Linked DNA regions of Mus musculus: region 1 is linked to region 2. A link is a loop called in an ENCODE intact Hi-C map of the cell type or tissue named here. Cell type or tissue: heart. All regions are shown on one strand.

Region 1 (8,000 bases), 98 kb after region 2:
GGTTTAAGATTTGGTCTACGTGTGTGAACTTGTGCAATGTATCTATAATTTTCAGGTACAAGTATTTAATGAGATGGTAGCGACAATGCTTGAAAATTAGCCAGCCTCAGGGTGTACACTCCTTATATGTTACTTTTGCTAAAATTATATCATGTTTTGTAGTTGTCAAGGGCTCGGTGTACCTGGTACATCTTTATTTTTCATACAGGAATGAATACTTCCAACATAGTAGGTTCTAAATGTATTAAATTTGGAGTTATATGACTAACTTGAGGGAAGGGTGGACAGAAGCAAACAGAGATGAGTGACAAACAGAACACAATGAGGGACAGGCTAAGTTATAATCAATATTGTTGTTCTTTAGGCTTTAATGCCAAGTCTACGAAGAGTAGGAGTTCAGAGGTTGCAGGGTAGTTCGGACTGCAGGTTTTATCCAGTGTCTCCTCTTCTCTAACGAGGACCCATCAGAAACCCACAGAAAACTCCTTGTCTGAGCCAACTCGGGGTGACCTTTACTCATCATGAGCTGCACAAATACATATTCAGAATGCACTTACATGACTCACAAACATTAGAAGGCTAAGTCGAAAAGCAAGTTGGAAGTTGACAGAGGTACAGAAATGAAAACTGGTCTCTGTGTGTATCTGTGCATGTATGTGTGTGTGTGTGTGTGTGTGTGTATGAATGTGTTTGCACATGTGTTTGTTTTTATATGTGTGCATATGTGTGTGTGAATGTGTGTGTGCACCTGTGTGCTTGTTTTATATGTGTGAATGTGTATGTGTGAATGCGTGTGCTTGTTTCTATGTGTGTGTGAATGTGTGTGTGTTAGTTTCTATGTGTGTGTGTGTGTGAATGGGTGTGTGCCAGTTTCTATGTGTATGTGTGTGTGAATGTGTGTGTGCTAGATTCTATGTGTGTGCGTGAGTGTGTGTGAATGTGTGTGTTACTGAGGACTTAAGAACTAAACCCACAGCTTCGTTCACACTCAGCAAGCACTCTGTCATTGAGCTACATCTCCAAAACTCCCTTGTAACTTTCTATTTCCAGATAAAAATCTCACTAAGTTGCTTAGAGTGGCCTTCAACTTGCCATCCCCCCCCCCCCCCCCCCGCCTCAGCCTTCCATAGCTGCAATTACTGTCTTCATCACCAGGACTGGCTTTAAAAACTGATGTGTTTTAAATTGTATAGTCTCTGGACTCTCTATTCTGTTTCTAGGATTGTGTTTGTAAGGATCTTAGTTTTTTTGTTTTGTTTGTTTTGGGTTTTGGTTGCTATAACACAATGGCTAAGTGTAGCATTGATAAAGAATGGGTTATTATTCTTGCTGTTTCAAAGTATGGCAGAGAGCAACAATGATGAGACAGAACAAGTGTGCCAGAAAGAGCTCACCTCTCACAATACCCACTCCCAAGGTAAACCTGATGACATCTTACTCTATGGATGGAACAGCCTGTTAACGACAGACAGTGGGACTTCTTAAGCTAATCACCTACCAACGTCCTGCCTCTCAGAGCTGCTCACCTGAGTATGGACTCTCCAAATCATGAGCTTCCTAGGGACACAAACCACAGCAGTTTGATCAGGTTTCTGATACAATGGCAGCTGGTTAAACTGTAGACCAGCAGGCAGGGCACCTGTTTGTCAACAAGTGTTTTCTGTTCCACTGCTCTTTCAGAAACATGTTCATCATGAGCCGCTATGGCTTCCTCATTTGCCCAAAGACACAGAGAGTGTTTTAATTGTAGGTGACCACCAAATAGAGGGAGACTTAAATATTCGGTGAGTTGGTGAGGGATGTGCCTTCACATGCTCGGTGGTACTGAAGTTGCATCTCTGTGTTGCATCTCTGAGTTCAGATGGTGCATACAGGGGTAAGGAGCAGGAAGCATCCTTCCTGTCATAGAGAACTTCACAGTACCTGGAAGGAGATGAGCCATGGGGAACCTGCATTTGCCTTTGCATAGTTACATTGTATATATACATAGTTGCAATGTAACGTAGTTTACATGTTAGTTACAGTCTTTCTCCAAGTCCTGGGTTTTATGAAGGATGAGCAGAACACAGAGCAGCTCAAAGCTTGAATAACTGAAGTAATTTCTTTGGTTACCCACATGGCACTTTGGGAATTCAGTGTGAAAATATCATTTTTACTTGTGAACTCAAGTCTGCAGAAGGCAGTTTCCATTAAGAAGTCATTTCTCTGTTGAGTGAAAGACATAGCTTTGGTCAAAAAGAGAGGTGTGCAGTTAATTTTATTCACATTAATTAAAAGTTCACACAGTGGGAAAGCTTTAGATAAGTTTGAGTTTCTGTTGACTTGTTCTCCATCTATTTATTTATTTACTGTTTTATTCATGCATTTCTTGGTTAACGCAGGATCTTACTATATAAAGTTAACCTTTAATGTGGCATCCTTGTTCCTCAGCTTATAGTTATGCACCACCATCCTTCAGACTAAGTTTCCTAAAACAAACTTGAGACTGAATCTGGTCCTACCCACCTATCATTCCAGCAGACCTGATAATGAGAGAGGGAGATCATGAGTTCCAAGCCAGCCTAGGGTACATAGAAACATACTGTGTTCAAAGATGGAAAAGGGATCACACACACACACACACACACACACACACACACACACACACACACACACACACACACACAGAGAGAGAGAGAGAGAGAGAGAGAGAGAGAGAGAGAGAGAGACGTACCAGTTTATAGTTCGGTAAGTGTTAACTATGACCGAGAAATTATCACCAGCCACAATATGGGTATCAACTTTTGCAGATAAAGATTTTGAATTGAAAGATCATTACAAAGCTCAAGGTTACATGTTTGATTATGTACATTTCAAAAAAGGGAGACTTTAAAATGTGACCATTTCACAAATGTGAATAGCGTGATGTCTTAACATGTCAAGATCATCAGGGTTTGTGGAGAGCATGGTAGGACAGGTTGAATGTCTATTTAAAAATCTGTAACAAAACCCTAAAAAAGCTGTAGTGTTTTGAATGCTGACAAGAGTGTACAAGTGGAAAATTGACCCAATGTCAGGGATCGAAGTGACAGCACAAGCATACTAAACAACACTTTACATTCATGCAAGTGTCCCCAAATATGGGTGGAGGAATCCTAAATCCCAGTGCTTCTGGTCTTAGGTATTGTGGAATGCAGACCCGGAGCCAGCATTGTCTAGTGGAGTCATTCTCGGGTTCCTGCCCAGCGATCTAGCTCAGGCTGGGCTAGTTTAGTAGACCTACACTAGGACTGTCCTGGAAAGAGAGCACTGGCGCCCTGCTGTGGCACCAGGGGGCCACTACCACTCACAAGCAGTTAGCATCCCATTCGTTCATCACAATGATAGTGATGACATACTCAGCCTGCTGGAATTCTTTCAAAGAGTGATTTGCACAGTTGGTAGGGTATGGAGTCCCAGGCTGTTTCTTCACATGGAAGAAACAGATACCCAACTCTTCTCTAACCCAAACTCAGTATGGCTGCTAACATAGGCATCCTCCAGACGTTGCTGAAGCAGAGGCTGGGGAATAAAACTAATTTTTCGTTGTTCCTTTTTTGTTGTTGTTGTTTTAGTGTTCAATAATGGCTCTAATCTCAACACTATTATTTTTATGGGCATCTTTTCTCTTGGTAATTTAGGATTATTTTCCTAGCTGCTTTCTCTTGTATCTAGAAATTGTACTAAATGCCTTGCCAGTCTTCATCTTTAAATAGTCCCAGGACCCTGGCCTGCTTGAAGGCGGTAGGAATGATTCTTGTCAATGGTCTCCACTAACTGCACTGATGTTCTAACAGACCATTAGAGGTGAGAGGTGATGGAGCCAGAGTATCACTGAGAAGAATTGTAAGCACTTTAGTGTTACTTGAGGGAAAGAGTCTCAAACCTGTAATTATAATTCCTGGAAATATCTAGAGCTCTTCCAGTGCGGTTAGGTCCTCACAACATCTTGGTAGGGAAGGATAGAGGCACAAAGCCCTCAGCATGAGTCATAAAGCACTAGATAGAAATGTGTCTCGGGATGCCAGAGAGACCTTGTGTCTCTCTCCAGTGTGAGGGTGCCCACCATGAGGAAGAACTGACGCCTCAAGACTTCTTGTCAAGCCATACTTGTATTGCTCCGGCACGTGTGTGGCAATCTCATGTTCCTCACCCTGTGCTTGGAATCAAGAGTAAGTTGCATCAAGCAGGTCAACCACTTGTCAACACTTTTATGAGAGCCGCGTAGTGCGGGAAAATACAGTGATCAGTCTCTGAGAAGTTACAGGAGATATAGCTAAGGGCGTTAAAGCAGTGTAAGTGTGAGGTAAGATGTCTTGAAGTCAGTTACCTTTGAGTTCAGTCCTCAAAAAAGACTCAGCAAAATGTGAGGTGCTACTCCTTTGTACCAGTAACAGAATGAGCAAAGGCCCTGAAGGAGGAGCAGTGAGACCGTTCATAGAAGATGGGAGTTAGAGAAGGGGAGTGGGAGGAAGAAACCCAGGTCACTGGGAAAATCACTGGAAGATCATGGTCTTTTTAAATGGTACTGGAAAAGCCACTAACACGTTTTAAGTTAGTCCAGACAATATCTAACTGTTGCTTTCAGTCATTCTGTGGGTACAGCTGAAAGCAGAGGTCTCAGGGGCTGAGCTCCTCCATAGGACCCTTTGGGGAAATGGCCAAGCCAATGGTAACAGCGGTGCCACCCTAACTTTCCTCACTGTGTCAAACACCATACCAAGGAAAAGGATAAAGGATTAAAGATTTGTTTTAGCCTTCAGTGAAGAGCATTCAGTCCAGGGTTAGTTGATGCCATTGCTTTGTGGTCTGTGGCAAAGCAACAGGACACATGACAGAGAAAGCTACATAACTCAGGTGACCAGGAAGTGACAGAGAGATGTCCCAGCACCCCAAAATGCTCTTCAAGGTTTTGCCCTCAATGACCTAACTTCTTACCCTTAGGGCTCACCTCCTAAGGGTCCACAGCCATGTAACACCACTCCTCTTAGTGACCAGCTTTTAGTGTATGTAACACTGAGACAGATTTAAGATGTAAGCATAACAGGATACATGTAATTCTTTCTTTCTTTGCTTTGGGTAAAAGATGAAAGTGTGTGTGTGTGTGTGTGTGTGTGTGTGTGTGTGTGTGTGCGCGCGCGTGTGTGGTACATGGCTGAAGTTCATAGGACAGGCTCAGGTATTTGTTGGTCCTCGCCCTGTCCCTTGTTTGAAAGGGGTCTATTATTGTTCACTTCTCTCTGGCTTGGGAGCACCTGGGATTCTCCTGCCTCAGGTCTTTCTCCAGAGGAATACTGGGCTCACAATGTGTGATACCACCACATGGATTCTGGGATTCAAACTCAAGTCTACATGCTGGCTCTTCATGGGCTGAGCCATTCCCCAGCCCCAGCAGGTTGCTCTTTATCTCCTCTTTATCACCCACAAGACTGAATAAAAAGATTTTCCCAAGTTTTACAAAAACCGATTAGTCTTTGCAGTAGCAGAGATTTACAAAGGACAGTGACTCCAGCATCTGTGACCTGTGTAGATACTCTAGACAGTGAGGTGGAATGTCATTTATCCTACGATGCACAGTCGTTCTCAACATTCTCACGCCTAGGAATAACTGTCTGACTGCGTGCTTGCCCTCCTGTGATGTCACAACATCTAAGAATAACTGTCTGACTGTGTGCTGCTTACTCTCCGCAGAACTTCATCCTATTAAGAGTTATGCTCTTAAACGACCCCTAAAATATTCTTCATTGTTCTATTTGATAAATAATCTAAAATTGGTAGTGTGGGGTGGAACCAGCTTTAGCAAGGTCAGGCCTGGGTGTGGATACCTTCTAGAACTTTAATCTAGAAGGGTGTTCGTGTGTGTGCAGTGCTTCACCTGTAAAACAGATACAGTTTTTCCCTCCCAACTTCGGTATTTGTGATAACCAAAAATTCAAGTGAAAGTGCTTTCCCAGCGCCTCTTCTGGAGAGAAAGGCAATTCGAGAAAGAAAACACTTAGTTAACAAGTCCTTTCTTAGAAAAGAGATGGGAGAATCAGTCGTTGATATGCAAATGCCCAGCAGGGAGGAAAAGGGTTAGGCTCTGCCTGTTTCAGTAAATCTTTACAAGGAAACAGAATCTTCACAGGCAGTTCCACTTCAAAGCTGGAAAACTGATACATTCTGTGCCGATTCTGTATCAACCCTGAGACCCATTCTACTTCGGGCTAGAATGGTCCCTGCCTTTCCCAGACTCAAAGGTTCCTTGCTTGCCTCTATTCAGATGGCCTCCGACGACTGACATCTCACAGATTCTGTTAGACCTTTCTGTGTCAGACTGAGGGGTGTATAAACAAGAGCCGGAACCCTGTGGGAAAGATAAGAATTTTTATTTTATACGTTTAGGGGAAACCGTGTGGGTTAACTGGGAGGCAGATGGTTTGGTTTCGGTTCCTTTCAGTTTCTCACCGTGAGGACACCGGGACAGTGGGATCGCAGGCAGGGCACCTGGCAATGCCCCTGCGGAAGGTCGGGCTCGGGAGAAGGGCCAGTTGGCGCTGGGAGAATCCCGCTTTTCCAAACCGCAGTCCATCCTGTAATTAGCCGAACAAGTCCGTCTAAGCTAGGCAAATCACTGGTTTTCCACGAAATAGTTATGTTTCTGATGCCCTCAGACAGATTCACCTCGAAGCCTAAAAACAGAGACTTTTTCGTCCCCAAAGCTGGGGGAGGGAAGAAAAGTGGAGTGCACACTGTTACAAGGAGTGGAAAAGCGGAAAGACAAGGGTTCTGGGAGAGCGTGGGAGCGCTGAGTTCTCAACCGGGAGTTTCGGTGCGCAGAGAACAGGCTGTGTTCAAGGTGCTTTGCTCTTCCTTCTCATCTTTCCGAGGCCCCGAGAGGCTCCCCTCGGTGAGTCGGTCTCTGCAGACCCAGCAGTGGCGAAGGCTCCCCAGTTCCTCCGCGCCCGGCGTCGCCTCCCTGCCTGAGCCCGCGGCGCCTCCTCGCGTGCCAGCGCCCCGGGGTGTCTCCTTGCAGGAGCCTGCGGGGGGAGGGGGCAGGGCGCGACGCGTGGGTCGCGTCGGTCCCAGCCCTGATGGACGGCCGACGCTGCCTCCGGGGCGGGGACAGCTCAGGCCACCGTGCGCACCGAGCACCTAGTGCACCCACAGCTCCCGGGCTCCCAAGAACAGCGGCTCTTGGTCCGCGGGCGGGCTAGAGAGCGGCGCGACCTTCGCCCCCGCGTCGACTGTGGGTTGCGGCAGGTGCGCGTCGCACCGGGTCTCCGCGTCCTCCCGCCCCGCCACCGGGGCGCCGCGCCCGCCCCGCCCCGCCCCCGTCCCCGTCCCCGCCCGCCCTCGGGCCGCCCCGGGCAGGGCCTGTAGCTGCCAGGCATGGGAGGGCGGCCGGCGGCGGAGGGCGGCTGAGCAAGGCTGAGCGCGGCCGAGGGACCGCGCAGTGGCCTCCTGTCGCTGCGCGCTCCCCTCCGGGCCCTGCGAGGTTCACACCCACCGAACTGGTTGGCGACAGGGCCCCGACCCCGTGGAGGCGGTGGTGTGGTACTCTCGCAGTCCCGTTGAGTTAGTAGTGCTGTCCCTCCCGCGATGCTCTGAGGGAACCCAGATCCTACACCAGCGTCCTCTGCTGCGCTCATAGCTGCCGACCCCATGGGCCCCCGGGGCACCGCGCACAGCGTGCGGGCGCCACTGTCTTGGCTGCTGCTGCTGCTGCTGTCTCTGCAGGTGGCAGTGCCGGCGGGCGCGCTGGCCGAGACCCTGCTGGACGCACCCAGGGCCAGGGGTGCCAGCTCCAACCCGCCAAGTCCTGCCAGTGTGGTGGCCCCGGGAACGACGCCGTTCGAGGAAAGTCGGTTGCCCGTGTTCACCCTGGATTACCCCCACGTGCAAATCCCTTTCGAGATCACTTTGTGGATCCTACTGGCCTCCTTGGCCAAGATTGGTAAGGAACTGTACCCGTGGGTGGGGGCGGGGACGATCAGACTGGG
Region 2 (8,000 bases):
CAGCCTTGACTTCCCTGTTGTTTTTCTTTTAAAATCTAATAATTTTTTTTCTCAAGCTTCCTTCTGAATCTTTCCTTAAATGCTCTTATTAGTCTGACTAAGAACCCAAAGACAGAACCACAATTGTCTTGGTAACATGTGCAGACCCAGATAGAATTTCTTAAACTTTCTGGTGACGCTATTTATGCTAGCTCTTTTATATGTATTTATGCCTCTTGCATTAAGTAATTATTCTGTCATTTGTAAAGTTTATAAGGACAGAAGGTAGAGAGAGACCAGATGAAGCTGTTTATTTCACCCAGGAAAGGACAGATGATCTTCCATTGCATGGAGGTCCAATGTAGAGACAAAGATAGCTAAGACCATTTATGTAGGTATGGGGACGTCTTTAAAATGAGAAAGTTGATACAGCTGCTACCTGTGGACTTTCTTTCCTGGAATTGTGTGCTTCAGGCAAGACAGATTATCTTGGGAGAAAGGCTGTCTCTAAAAACAGTCCTCTCAGCTAGAGAAAGTACCCAAGGAGCTAAAGGGGTCTGCAACCCTATAGGTGGAACAACAATATGAACTAACCAGTACCCCCCGGAGCTCGTGTCTCTAGCTGCATATGTATCAGAAGATGACCTAGTTGGCCATCAGTGGAAAGAGAGGCCCATCGGTCTTGCAAACTTTATATGCCTCAGTACAGGGGAATGCCAGGGCCAAAAAGTGGGAGTGGGGCGAGGAGAGGGATGGGGGGAGGGTTTGGGGGACTTATGGGGTAGCATTGGAAATGTAAATGAAGAAAATACCTAATTAATAAAAAAAGGAAAAAACCCTATACATTTTGATTTTTTAAACCATACTCATTTAAATAAAAAAGTAAGGTTTATATAAAAAAAACCAAAACCAACCAACCAACCAAACAAACAAACAAACAAAAAACAGTCCTCTCTGGGAGCAAGGTCAACTGTAATCTCATAGGAACCCTGGTTTTATGCACACTATCACCTTCAATAATTCAAAGCATTTGAGGACACCTAACTAAGCTGATGTTCTTCAAACTAAATTTGTTTATAGTATAAAGCTTGTCCAGACCTGTGTTTACATGTTCCCAATGGTATTATGGTTAGTCACACTAAGCACAGAGAGTTAGGCATGGCCTAACATTATGAACTCCAAATAGTGCCCTAAAAAAAAAAAAAAAAGAAAAGATACTGGACACTGGAATTCTAAGAACTATATCTATAAACAGGTGTGAAGGTGTTCTTAAGAGAAAATTGCTCCCCTTTCTTCAGCTATCAATAATTGGAACTTCCCCACAAGAAGCTCAAACTTGGAGAAGAAAATGGCTAAATCCTGCTTCCAGGAAGAGGAAGAACTTGTTTCCAGGAAAGAGATTTCATACGCCAGGGCACTATCATGGAGGGCCTAGAGTGGAGACAACTGACATGGGAAGTATGGGCAAAAATACCCTGATGGGGACTGTTTAGTGATGCAGCTTTCTCGCCCTCTGTTAAAACCAAACATCACATCAGAACCTCAGAAGATGGATGTGGTGGATGGGGGGCGGGGGGGGGGGTGACAGTGTCATGGGACCTCTGTTCTTTCCCCCACATGGCCACATTGAATACATCTCCTCTCTCTGACATTGAATACATCTCCTCTCTCTGACATTGAATACATCACATCTCTCTGACACTGAATACATCTCCTCTCTCTGCTTTTCAATATTGCTTATCTCACTGGTATAGTGGGACAGGTGTCTGAGCTTAGCCTGTCAGGCCTGCCAGGACCCAGGAACTGGTTCTGACTACTCTGGTAACAAGCTCCTTAAGTAGATCTAACAGTTTTTTAGTCAATTATTAATGATTCCCCATTAAAAAGATTATATCATATGTATATAGGAAGAATTTTATTTTCTCAAGCCAACCTGGGTATCCTTTTCTTTATTGCTTAACCACCCTGGATAGAGCCTGCATGGTGTGTTCAATGGAACAGCTTGATTGGGAGAAAATGTCAGTTTTTGACAAGAAATAAATTATTGCTTGTGAATGTTATATCAGGAATCTCCCTCTTCTCCCATTTTGGTGGCTGTTCCCACCTTATTTATTTATTTATTTGTACTTATTCACTTTATATCCTGCTCACTGCCCTGATTTATTTATTTATTTATTTATTTATTTATTTATTTATTTGTACTTATTCACTTTATATCCTGCTCACTGCCCTGATTCTGGTCACCCCCTCCCACTATTTTTTGCCCATTCCTTCCTCTTCTCCTCTGAGCAGGTGGGACTCTTCCTGGGTGGGTATTTCCCCCACCCGCTCCACACCCTGGTACTTCAAGTCTCTGCAAGGCATTTCCTCTCCCACTGAGGCCAGATGAGGCAGCCCAGTTAGAAGAACATATCCAACATACAGGCAACAGCTTTTGGGATATTTAGTCTGTTTTTTTAAAAATGAAAACATGTTGATTTGGTCTGTTTCTTTTTTCTCAGTTTATTTAAGAGATCTGTATGACTTTGACTTTCATCCTATCATATTACATTATGTTGAAATTAATCCAACTTCTCTCCCTGGAGTTAATTGTACTTTGTAAATCCATGGTTGACACACGCTTACCTATCTGCTTGATGCTTTCCTTTGTCTAAGATAGCCCCTGTATGTCCAATGAAATTCATAGTTACATCAAATGCTACCTAGTGGCTATTTGTAAAACTAACCCATCCCTCTGACCATGCTGTTGTTGTTCTATTTACGTTCCATGCTGTTACTTTCTATCTTCTGTCTTAAAGGATTTCCAGGCTGGAGAGATAGCTCAGGGGTTAAGAGCACTGACTGCTCTTCCAGAGGTCCTGAGTTCAAATCCCAGCAACCATATGGTGACTCACAACCATCTGTAATGGGATCTGATGCCCTCTTCTGTTGTGTCTGTAGACAGCTATAGTGTACTCATATACATAAAATAAATAGTCTTTAAAAAAATAATTTCCATTTGTAAGTGGATCAAAAGGTGGTTTTGTAAGGTGCAATTGACAAGGAAGGGAGATGACGTGGTAAAGTTCAAAGTGATGCTGTGGCCTCAAGCAGAGCTCGTTAGTTGTTTTTACATCCTTGCTTCAGTTGTCTTTAGAAAAATACACATTAAATCTGTAGGCAATTTGGGCCTTTTGAAGTTCCTTCTCTCCCCTCCTCCTCTTCCTCCTCCTTCTCCTCCTCCTCTTCTTCTCAATTTTATTTACTGTCCTATCTGCTCCACTGGCCCAATGCAACTACCCACTTCCAGATAAAGAACCTTTGACAAAATCCATTCTGGACCTCATAGCTAGGCTGTGTAGACACTTCTTTTGTACAGACAGAGCACAATGGCACAATGGTTAGCTACTGGGTTTGAGTATTTGAGAACATTTTTCCAACTGAGTTTTCAGACACATTCATGAAGTTTCTCATTTTGGTTTCTTCCCTTTGAGAAACTCACTGTGGAGCTTAGAGAAAGCTGGAGCTTTGTTTCTTCCATAATTTATTGGCCAGGAAATCAAGTATTCATTATCTTCATTGCTTTGCCACTTCCTCCTCCCTTGTCTGTGAAGACAGTCTTATGGGTCTTCCAGGACAGTGCTATTTCGTCCTCATGGCCTGGCGCAATTCCTAACAGCTCTTCATCCTCAAAAATACTTTGGTTTGAGCGCTAACCCAACAGACAGCAACTTGGTCCTTATCAGCCACAAAGGCTGATATGTTGCAGGTGCCCACTAGGTGTCAGTAGTGTAGCCTGCCAAGAACCTTCGGAACAAGCATTTCATTACAAAAGTCAAATCAAAGCAAATAATTAAAGTGTGGTTCAAAAGCTACCTGCGGCTTTGACCGGTTCAAAACAGGTGAGACAGAATCTCGGGAGGTGAGGAGGCTCAGGTGTGGGACAGGTGGCTCCTTCCTGGGATCCAACAGGGCAGAAAGGAATCCTTTCCTTATAAAGGACTTCAGTGTTTCTCGGAATGAGTCTCTTCCCAATTTACACTCACAAGATGAAGCCAGTGTTCAGAGAATGAGGAAACAGTTTCGAATGAAGAGGGATTGATTTCTCTTTATAGATATCTCTTTGAGCCCAGAACTGAGCTGCCTGAACACAGTAGATTTTAAGAAGATTTGAAAGGACGCACCTGCAGAGTCATCGCACCGGACCTCTTTGGAAATGACTTCTGGATTGCAAATAGATTGCCTCTCGGTCAGATAGTGCAGCTGGAAACTCACCTGTGCCGCAGAGGCGTGGCATACATCAGGACCCAGGTGCGAAGTCAGAGTCGCACAGGCATGGGTCCTGCAATGTTTATGGCTTTTCGTTTATGGAACTGGTTACTACTGCTGGCGGTCCTTACACGTTCCGAAGCAACATCGTATGTTAATGAGTCCTCCAATCCCACTGCCCAGCAGGCACCTGATGCTCGGTTTGCTGCTTCTAGCTCAGACCCCGATGAAGGGATATCTGTTTTTGAACTGGATTATGACTATGTTCAAATCCCTTATGAAGTCACCCTCTGGATACTGCTCGCATCTCTTGCCAAGATAGGTAAGTCCTCTAGCACAGGTTGAGGGAGGATTGTTTCTTACCTGAGTTGTCATGTATGAACATCTCTTACATGACAGACTACGATGAGTTAAGTAGACAGTAACTGCTACTTGTAGTGCGCATTTCCCTGAAGTGTGGCTGTTTAATGTTTCAGGATTGTGTTTGAAATTTAAACGCATACTTCCAGGTCCTGCATGGTTTTGACTTCATATTTCAAAAAGATAACCATGTGTTTTCTTTGTCATATAAAAATCTTATGCTATATGTTTAAAAGAATATAAAATGTAAAGTGTACAGTATTCAGGAAATACTGAAGACTACATAACATTCCCCTTCCCCCCCCTTTTTATTAGGTATTTTCTTCATTTACATTTCAAATGCTATCCTGAAAGTCCCCTATACCTTCCCCCAACCCTGCTCCCCTACCCACCCACTCCCACTTCTTGGCCCTGGTGTTCCCCTGTAGATAACATTTATTTTCTAACATAGTCTTTTACTCATTCCTAGCCACAGAACTGTAATTTTGTTAGTTGGGAGACATCTCTAGCAGTTTGCTTACACAGATATTATACAACAAAAATAATTAAAGTCACTTCTGACTTTGCAAGTTCTTTTTCTTCTTAGAATATTATGGGAACTGTTCCTGGAAACATCTGGAAGAATAACATTGAAATGAAATGGAATCTTCCACTTCTGGGGATGGGATGTTGTTTCTTTGCATTTCCCTTTGAAACACTGGAATTGTAAGAGTTGAAAGTAACTGCCTCTGCAACTCTGCTGCCCTTCATGATAGTGGGCAGGTGTTTCAAAGTGTAAAATGCACCAAGTCCTTTTCACTGCAATGTGACGAGCCTGTGGCCTGTTCCTGCCACAGCCCCACAGGTCTACTTTGCCTTAAGGCAGGCAGACACTGGATCCATTTCAGGGAGCTCCCAGTTCAAGGAAACAAGACTGGAATGGTGAAACACAGGCCCAAGAAAACACATTCTAGGCTCCTCTATGCCATGACATAATTTAGAAGTTAATTTTGATTAAAATAAACATCAATTGAAAGGCAAAAATATAGCTGGCGAAGAAGGACAAAAAGAGACCAAGGAAGTTGTGATTAGAAAACAAAGAATATAGGGCTTTAGAAGGTCTTGAGCTGGTCTTAACACAGTGAAGTCTTGCTGAGAGTAATGTCTTTTGGTGAAAATTATGCTCAACTGCATCAACCTGCTTATGCATAGAACATAAGTTCAAAATGGTGCAGTGGGGGACCCACATCTTCTCTTTATACAGCTAAATGTAAAATTCTCCAAGGAGACATTCACTGGTTCCTCATAGTGTATGGAAAGAAATCTACCTTAATTAATTTGGAAGTTAAGCTCTCCACTATATGGGACAACATCATCTTCCAACTTCTCCTTAATTTTCCCAATCCACAGTTTGCTCAAGCCAAGTGGATCATCTCTCAATGAGGGGGAGAAGTGTCTGCCAGGACCAATCCTACCCCAAGCTCCCCTCTCTACAATGCTTCTCATTCTGTTATCCAACTCTGAGAATCTTAGTGTTTCCAGAAGCACCTGGTTACTGTCCACATGAAAGCATCCCTGATGACCAGTTAGTTCATTCAGTTGTACAGTTTTACAGCCAGCTATCACACAGACTGAGATGTGGGTTTTTGCTAAGTAATGTAATGACATAAATCATCTATTTAATTTGGGGAAATTTATAAACTAGTGCAGGTAAGTAATGTACACATGTTGTAGATTGGGATCATTGTTACTAAACAAGCATTAGGGAGATAAATTGTTCTGGTAGTTTCGAGGAAGACATTAATTCTTCTGGTGGGGAATGGGAAAGGCTTAGCATCAAAGTCTGAAAGGCAAATAATAAGGACAATTCAAGCAGGAAAAACAGATGAGCAAGACAGGAAAAGGGAACCTGATTGCAAAGGATTTTGATTGGCTATATTAAAGGATGGATGCATTTCTGGCAGGACTGCCAAAGCGCCATGTTGCTTTGGGAGCCCCATGGTGAACCACTGAGTTCTGATACCTTTGTATTTGTAGTGTATTTCAGCTCTGTCTAAGTTAGGGTTTCTATTGCTGCAATGAAACACCATGACCAAAAATCAAGTTGGGGGGAAAAAGGGTTTATTTGGCTTACACTACATTTTGCTGTTCATTATTGAAGGAGGTCAGGGCAGGGACCTGGAGGCAGGAGCTGATGCAAGGCTATGGAGGAATGCTGCTTACTGGCTTGCTCCTCATCTCTTGCTCAACCTCCTTTCTTATAATAGAACTCAGTGTCATCACCAGCTTAGAAATGGTTCTACCCACAATGCTCTGAGGATCCCTCCCCCACATTGATCACTAATTGAGAAAATGTCTTACAGTTGGATCTCATGGAGACATTTCCTCAACTGAAGCTCCTTCCTATCTGATGACATTAGCTCCCGTCAAGTTGACACAAACCAGCCAGTACAACCTCATATGCCATACTATTTCAACCTTCTCAGTTATTCATTTCTCACTATTAAATCTTTGCCAACAGTGGGAGTTGCAGTGTAATCTACACCTTTGGCTTTCCACCTTATCAAATTCAACAGCATGCTGGTCTTTACAACCAAATTCTCAATAAACATCTTTAGTTTAATCCATGGGGTACCTTGAGTGCCTTACACATCTTAGGCAGAACTAAGAGTAAGGTACACAGGGTTTGGAAACCCCAGCTCCGAACCTTGTCCTGTGCTTGTGCAGTGGAATGTGGCAAATCATGAAGAATTTAGCAACAACAATAAAAAGGTTTCTAAAATACTGACCTAAAGTCACCCCAAAATCAAATATGTAATGAAATCGAGGTGTTTCTTTCCAGATGAACCTCCACAACATTACAATTATGGATTTTAATATTTACATTAAAATGCCTAACAGTAGCAATATTATAGTTATGAAGTATCAGCAAAAATAATTTTATGATTGGGTTCACCACCACATGAGGAACTGCATTAAAGGATAGCATTAGGAAGGTTGGGCTAGATCAATCTGGCTAGACCCAGTCCTGTTCATTGGCAGATTATGGTCCCACCCTCTGTGTTCCCAGGTTTCCATCTTTACCACAGGCTGCCGCACCTCATGCCAGAGAGCTGCCTCCTCATCATCGTGGGAGCTCTGGTGGGCGGCATCATTTTTGGCACCCACCACAAATCGCCTCCGGTCATGGATTCAAGCATTTACTTCCTCTACCTTCTCCCACCTATTGTGTTGGAAAGCGGCTACTTCATGCCCACCAGGCCCTTCTTTGAGAATATTGGCTCCATCCTGTGGTGGGCAGGCCTGGGAGCCCTGATCAATGCCTTTGGCATTGGGCTCTCTCTCTACTTCATCTGTCAGATCAAGGCCTTTGGCCTTGGTGACATCAACCTGCTACACAATCTGCTATTTGGCAGCCTCATCTCAGCGGTCGA

The links. A loop is a pair of places that touch in the nucleus more often than their neighbours do. Peaks named below come from ENCODE experiments on the same cell type or tissue, not always from the same donor. Only the 100,000 strongest peaks of a DNase experiment are listed, where the experiment ranks them.
Region 1: it touches region 2 in a loop (4-fold over the local background); 4 of 42 quality-filtered maps call a loop at or near these places.

What each region holds. Positions count from the first base shown.
Region 1 is chr1:40,674,212-40,682,211 of GRCm38, forward strand. Slc9a2 (solute carrier family 9 (sodium/hydrogen exchanger), member 2) reads left to right here and starts at 7,501. Exons shown (of 12, transcript NM_001033289.2): 1 at 7,501-7,954. The coding sequence starts at 7,663. In heart, a CTCF peak has its summit at 3,299; no DNase peak of the experiment used is centred here; H3K4me3 peaks cover 1,986 bases; H3K27ac peaks cover 1,000 bases; H3K27me3 peaks cover 5,566 bases.
Region 2 is chr1:40,576,223-40,584,222 of GRCm38, forward strand. Slc9a4 (solute carrier family 9 (sodium/hydrogen exchanger), member 4) reads left to right here and starts at 4,005. Exons shown (of 12, transcript NM_177084.3): 1 at 4,005-4,549; 2 at 7,637-8,000. The coding sequence starts at 4,294. It overlaps Gm35801 (predicted gene, 35801), which reads right to left and starts at 4,440. Exons shown (of 2, transcript NR_168311.1): 1 at 4,234-4,440. In heart, a CTCF peak has its summit at 3,739 (motif pointing right); no DNase peak of the experiment used is centred here; H3K27me3 peaks cover 549 bases.